Linked DNA regions of Homo sapiens: region 1 is linked to region 2. The links are chromatin contacts, found by Hi-C in ENCODE. All regions are on one chromosome and are shown on one strand. Each heading gives the region's core, a stretch centred on a gene start or an enhancer-like site at or near the end of the contact. The rest is flanking DNA. Distances are from core to core; before and after follow the strand shown.

Region 1 (2,969 bases), core at 26-2,525, 680 kb before region 2:
TGGGATCGGAAGACCTGTATTCTGATATCTGTCCTGCCATAGTGGCCGGGTGGCTTTGGATAAATCCCTTCACCACTCAGCCTCAGGTGACTTTTTCTAAAGGGGAACAAAGGGCTTAAGGGCTCAGGAGCCCAGTCTCTGAAGCCAGACACACCTGAGTTTGAAAACCTGGGTCCACCATACACTTGGGCAAGCCATTTAGCCTTTCTGGGCCTCAGTTCTCTCATCTGTAAAAATGGGGACAATATACACCTGGAAGGATTTTTTCAGGAGGCAGCGAGATAAAATACAGTTTAAAAGAATATCTGACATGGCAAACTCTCAAAAAATGGTGCTTATTATCATTATTATTCATGGATATAGTAGGCACAACAATAGACCCTCAAAGATGTCCATGTCCGGATTCTCAGAACCTGTGAATATGTTACCTTACGTGGCAAAAGGAACTCTGAGATGTGATAAAGTTAAACTTCGAGATGGGGAGATGATCCTGATTGATCTGGGTGGACCTAGCAAGGGAAGGCCTCGGGGTCACCGGGGTGCCCCAGCTGAGCACTCGAACAAGAGTCTGTGATCCTGCCTCCACTTCCCCATCCTCCCCATGCACCCCATGCAGGGAGAGTTTTCATGCACGGGGTGTGTTTGGAAGGCCAGTGCTCTTCCTTTCTCATCCTGAAAGTAATGCAAGCAAACCATTTCCTGTGTCAGAGTTTAGTTCCCCTTTCAGGAAATGGGGAAGTGCTGGTTTAGCGTCCCAGGCTGGTAGGAGCTTGGCATGGTCCCCCGCCATCACAGCCTCACTGCCCCCAACCAAACACTGGCCCACTATTTTCAACCCAAAAACTAGCAAGTAATTTTCATAGAGCTCTGAGCTCACTGATGACTATCTGCAGTCACACAAAGGGGACGCCCTGTGTTTATGTCACCTCTGTTCCCAGAGTTGATGATTATTGCTGAGCTTTCTGCCCTCTGAATATACCAGGATCCCTGAACTTAGACCATAAGATAGATATCTTCCTCTCCAGTACATATCAGATATATATCTTCCTCTTCCGACCTGATTTCTGATGCAGGTTTTCCAGTCATCACCAATGATACTAAAATTCTCCAGAAAAAAAAAATGTCATTTTATAGAGAAATAAACACACCAATTGTCACCTTTAGAAGTGTGGGGAATCTTGCACCCTGGCCTGGTCTTACAGTGACTAGCTGTGCTTGATGATGTCAACAGCAAACCTCAACCAAGGGCCAAACCAGGGCCTGCACTCCGTGCCGCGCACCCTGCTGTGGCGCACTGATGTTTAGATCCTGTTCTTCAATGAGACGGTGCACTCGCGAGTGCCAGGCACAGACTTCCAGCCACCCCGCCCACAGGCTTGCTTGCTGCCCAGAGGACACAGCCCAGGGTGATAGACCCATCTGCCAGCACCACACACAGCTCAGGGGGCTTCAGTGCCAATGAGCTTTCCCTACAGTGGTGTAGGAACAAGCCCTAAAGAGTGCCAGGCTTGCACTCTCTCTTTACAACTGACATTTCTTCTCCCAAGAAAAGAGAAAGTGTAGGTGGGGACAATTTACAATCAGACCCATCTTCCCCTCCCTCGTCACTTAACCTCCCTGCCCAGTTTCCACATCTATAAGGTGGAAAAAAACACCACCTACTTCTCAGGGTTGTTGCAAAGGGTAGACATTGTCCATAAAGCACCTGGCAGGATGCCTGGTATGTTCAAGTGGTGCGGTCCAAGCCCCTCCTGTTCCTGAGTTTGGGTGGTGACCCTGGGCACTGAGGGATACCAGAGTCTCTAGATCCACTTGGTTCTTGAGTTTCCCATTGTGAGCTGCTAAATTTCAGAGATCAAGAGATACCAGCCCTAACTCAAAACATGTGTCCATATCTTTTCGGTACAGATAATGAGAGTTTGGATGGTAAGTAACACCTTTAGTTAGCCCTCAATATATGGTAGCCCAATTGTCAGTATACTGTGTGGGAGATAATGAAAGCTAATAGCTAACATTACACGCTTTTGTCCTTTTAATGCTCCCAAAATCCCAATGAGACGGGGTGGTGCTAGCCTTAAAACAAGGAAATTGAGTCATAGGGAGGCTATACTGCCAGCATATGGGATGTTAACCGAGGTGTGTTCTGCTCTTAACCATGGATCTGCACTGACTGCCCTTCCCTTTCTGATTAACTGAGAACATACACCTACCTTCCAAAGGCAGGGCCAATGGGACTGGTAATTCCTGAACATGTTGTAGAAGGAAGGCAGCCAATCCATTCGCTTTCACCGTGGCAAGATCAAGCAGCCTTCTTGCCTACAGGAAAGGCAGAAGACATTATTCTTCCAGGAAGGCTGATGGAGCAATGTGGGAAGGCTTACTGATTACTGCAACTTCATAAGCATCTCTCTTCCATCCAGAATAAAAGGTCAAAAAAACAACCGAACAACCACATGAGTTTCAAGTAGTTAATACAGTGTTGGATGGTGAATTGAACGCATGCATCCAATCTGGCTCCTACTCAAAACTCACTAAAACAGTGAATAACTGAAAAATAAATGAAACAAAATGAAGACATAAACCTACAAAGATAGGGAAAATGATTCTGCAGGCTGTAAATCATTTGGAAGAGAAGTGATTTCATCAAGTCTCATGGATTGAATATTTGAATACAATCTCTCCTCAGACTCCCACATCTTCATCTCCAGCCTGAACTGTCTCCCTGAACCCTGGACTTGCACATCCAACTGCCTATTTTCCATCTCCACTTAAAAGTTTCATAAACACCTCCAACATATTCAAAACTAAACTCCTAACCTGCCCATGCACCTGCCAAACCGACAGCCTTCCTCATCTTGGCTAATATTAACCCCTTTCTTCCAGGTGCTCTGCCCCGAAGTCTTGGAGTCACCCTTGAAGCCTCTCGTCTGTAATCTGCCAAATCCTGTTGACTCCACCTTCAAAGCATG
Region 2 (3,131 bases), core at 496-2,995:
CCGGGTTTTACTCTTGTCGCCCAGGCTGGAGTGCAATGGCGCAATCTCGGCTCACTGCAATCCCCGCCTCCCGGGTTCAAGCGATTCTCCCACCTCAGCCTCCTGAGTAGCTGGGATCACAGGCAGCGTCACCACGACCGGCTAATTTCGTATTTTTAGTAGAGACGGCGTTTCACCGTGTTGGCCACGCTAGTCTTGAACTTCTGACCTTAGGTGATCCGCCTGCCTGGGCTTCCTAAAGTGCTGGGATTACAGGCGTGAGCTACGGCGCCTGGCCAAAAAATATGTTTTTTAATGGAAAAACAAAAACAACCACACGAAATAGACTGTTCTTTTGAGAAGGCCAGTTATAATTTCCTTTTCTTAAAAATTTCTTCATAAGGCATTGTCTACAATGTTAAATAAATTTAAACAAACATTTTACATAAAAGCAAATCATTCCTATATTAGGATAAAAGTATCAATTGTTAGTTTTCCCTTAAAATAACATTCAGGAACTTACTTCTCCAGCGTCCAGTAGCAGGTTGCAAACAATGAATATATTCAGTAAGTCTCCTCTCAAAAGCCTTGAGATCTAGGTATAAAGATGTCAATTTTCTAATTAGCCACTCTTACTCGTCTGACGAAATGTCAGAGTATTTACCTAACATTAAGACGACATGTGAGATACTCTTAACTGCTTCAGGTCTTACACACTAACTTCCATGTATCACTGCACTGTTTATTTCATTTACTATGACAGCTTTTTAAGCACTTGACAAAAAATTAGGGCTCTTTAATTCCAATTTCTCATATAAGAAAACTTGCTGATTTACTTTTAGAAGCTTCATAAATGGTATTGGGAGAAATAAGCAGCAGCCTCGGCCAGCGCCAAAAGCGAACATTTTCAGGGTTGCAAATAAAATTAAAATCAGGTCGAGTTTTAGCTCTCTGGGAACCAAGAACTTCCTATTAGAACCACGTAGTGCCTAACATCAAAGTCTTCGAGGTCTACCTGACTGCAATTACCCGCCTCCGGTTTCCAGCTCTTATATTTAATTAATGGCTACGCCGTCTGGCCTTACTAGACTTCTTGACACTGATAGCGAGTGGGTGTGGAAAGACATTCCCCTTGCCCCCTCCGAAGGGGTACAGGTGATCTTCGTGGCACCCAGGCAGCGCCTAGTTCTAGAAGACAGGGGCGTCTAAGCTGCTCCGAGTGAGTGGTGGGGTATCCTTTCCGCAGTGGTGTGCTTTAAACTTTAAAACACCGAGCAGCACTTCCTAACCTTGGCAGTTACCGGAAACCACCGCAGGAATCAGGGATACAACTCGCGGGGCTGTGAGAATGAAATGAAATGAATTAGCAGGCTGCAATGCACGAAGTGCAAGTGTCTGCCAGTGAAAAGAAAATAAAAATAGAAGCTGGCGAGGAGGTCGACCCTCTAGGTTTGTGGGGACTCAGGGAGCTGAGGCACCGCCCCCCGCGTCTGGCCAGGTACGGCCGCCTACGCGCCCCCAAGCTCCGGGCCCCTAGCTCCATCCTCTGCGGCCTCCTCCCGGGGCGGGGGTCTTCACGACGCCGGCTCCTCCGGAGCACCGCCAGCTTCCGAGGGGAGACGGGGGACGGGCCCGGGCGGCCCACCCTACCTTCCGCCTGCTCCAGCGAGTTCATGTCGGGCGGCAGCTCGGGTCACCGCCGCTGCCCTGTCCGCATCGCAGCTTCCGCGGCCCCCGCCCGGCCCGCAGCGCCAACTCCCACCTCTAACCGCTCCCCGCTGCCCCTCCCCGTCGCACCGCCCCTTGCCTAGACCCGCTACGCTCATTGGATTCCTCTACTAGACCTCCAACTAAGACAGCTTTCTATTGGCTGTCTCTTGCACCGGCCTCGGCGCCTAGCGTTGGACGGTCAGCCGGAGGGACCAAGAACTGCCGGCGGCCAGGCGGGCGTAACGCTGGCGTCGCCTGCTGCCCCGGGGAGGAACTGCAGCCCTCCGGAGCCAGTTCGTTCATTCATTTATCCCCCGTTCCCCGCTTGGTTCTTTCATTCGTCAAATGTTGATTGAGCGCCCACTACCTTCCAGGCATTATTCTGGTCGCTAGCGAGGGATACAGAAATCAAAGAGCTGGTTCTGTCCTCAAGGATCTCAAGGAGTAATGAAATCTGTACAGAACTAACTAGAACCCTAAATAACCAGTTTCCTTAATTATGGTATCCTAGATAACCAACCCCTTAAGTAAACACTTCTCTCTTGGTTACTTTCCTCTCACATCACCCAGCTTTCATAATTCCTAAATGAGGCAAAGTGTAAGCCCAAATACCTATAACTTAAGAAGAGATCTGTAAGGGATTGACTACATTTGTATTTGATCACAAGGCCTTCTTGTTCATTTATTGGTGGCATTCTTTCATTCAAAATCATTTTATTGCCTAACATGCTAGACACTGTATTGATACGCGTGTGAGCCAGGTAGACAGGATTCCTGCCCGCAAAGAGGAAGGGCTACAGCAGGCAACAAACATGCAAATAAGTAATTGATTTCAAATAAGAATAGTTGTGTTAAAATAGAGATCCTGGCCGGGCGCGGTGGCTCACGCCTGTTAATCCCAACACTCTGGGAGGCTGAGGCGCGTGGATCACTTGAGGTCAGGAGTTGAGACCAGCCTGGGCAACATGACAAAACCCTGTTTCTACTGAAAATACAAAAAAATTATCCAGACGTGGTGGTGCATGCCTGTAATCCCAGCTCTTTGGGAGGCTGAGGCACGAGAGTCACTTGAACCCAGGAGACGGAGGTTGCAGTGAGCCACTGCACTCCAGCCTGGGTGACAGCGTGAGACTGTCAAAAAAGAAAAAGAAAAAAAAAAGAATCTAAGACTGATGGGCTAGATTTTTTTGTGGCAGTAACATACCAACTTATAAACAAGACCTAAGGCCCTGCCAGGCAAGGGTTAAATCACTCAAGACCCAGACACTTAAAGAATAAACGATGTTCTAACTGCCACAATGTTCGTTTTTTTCCTCTAGCAGCTAAACAAGCAATATTAAAACAATTGCAGCTTACCAAGTACCAGTCACTGACTAACTGATCCCTTTGTTCCACAAGCCATAACTCCTGCTTTCATTAGACAAGAGACTGATTTCAGTAAC

The links. Hi-C counts contacts between places; a loop is a spot of excess contacts on that map. Pooled maps may share reads with other maps.
Region 1: a loop to region 2 is called in a pooled map, with 2.8 times the contacts of the local background. The contact joins the enhancer-like site here to the promoter of CNEP1R1 in region 2. A Hi-C loop is called at or near these places in 1 of 37 single-sample maps with no recorded cell type and 4 of 50 pooled maps.

Annotation. Positions count from the first base shown.
Region 1 is chr16:50,707,202-50,710,170 of GRCh38, reverse strand. It overlaps NOD2 (nucleotide binding oligomerization domain containing 2), which reads right to left. Exons shown (of 12, transcript NM_001370466.1): 3 at 2,211-2,316. Among named protein-coding and RNA genes, the nearest start is that of NOD2, 15 kb to the right of the region's middle. RefSeq lists silencers at 1-146, 555-764. Within about 2 kb of position 1,275, at least 7 of the 41 ENCODE cell types and tissues checked have a DNase peak (open chromatin) inside an H3K27ac peak, as active enhancers do.
Region 2 is chr16:50,023,839-50,026,969 of GRCh38, reverse strand. It overlaps CNEP1R1 (CTD nuclear envelope phosphatase 1 regulatory subunit 1), which reads right to left and starts at 1,745. Exons shown (of 6, transcript NM_001281789.2): 1 at 1,630-1,745; 2 at 503-574. The coding sequence starts at 1,654. RefSeq lists a silencer at 1,432-1,741 and an enhancer at 1,555-2,056.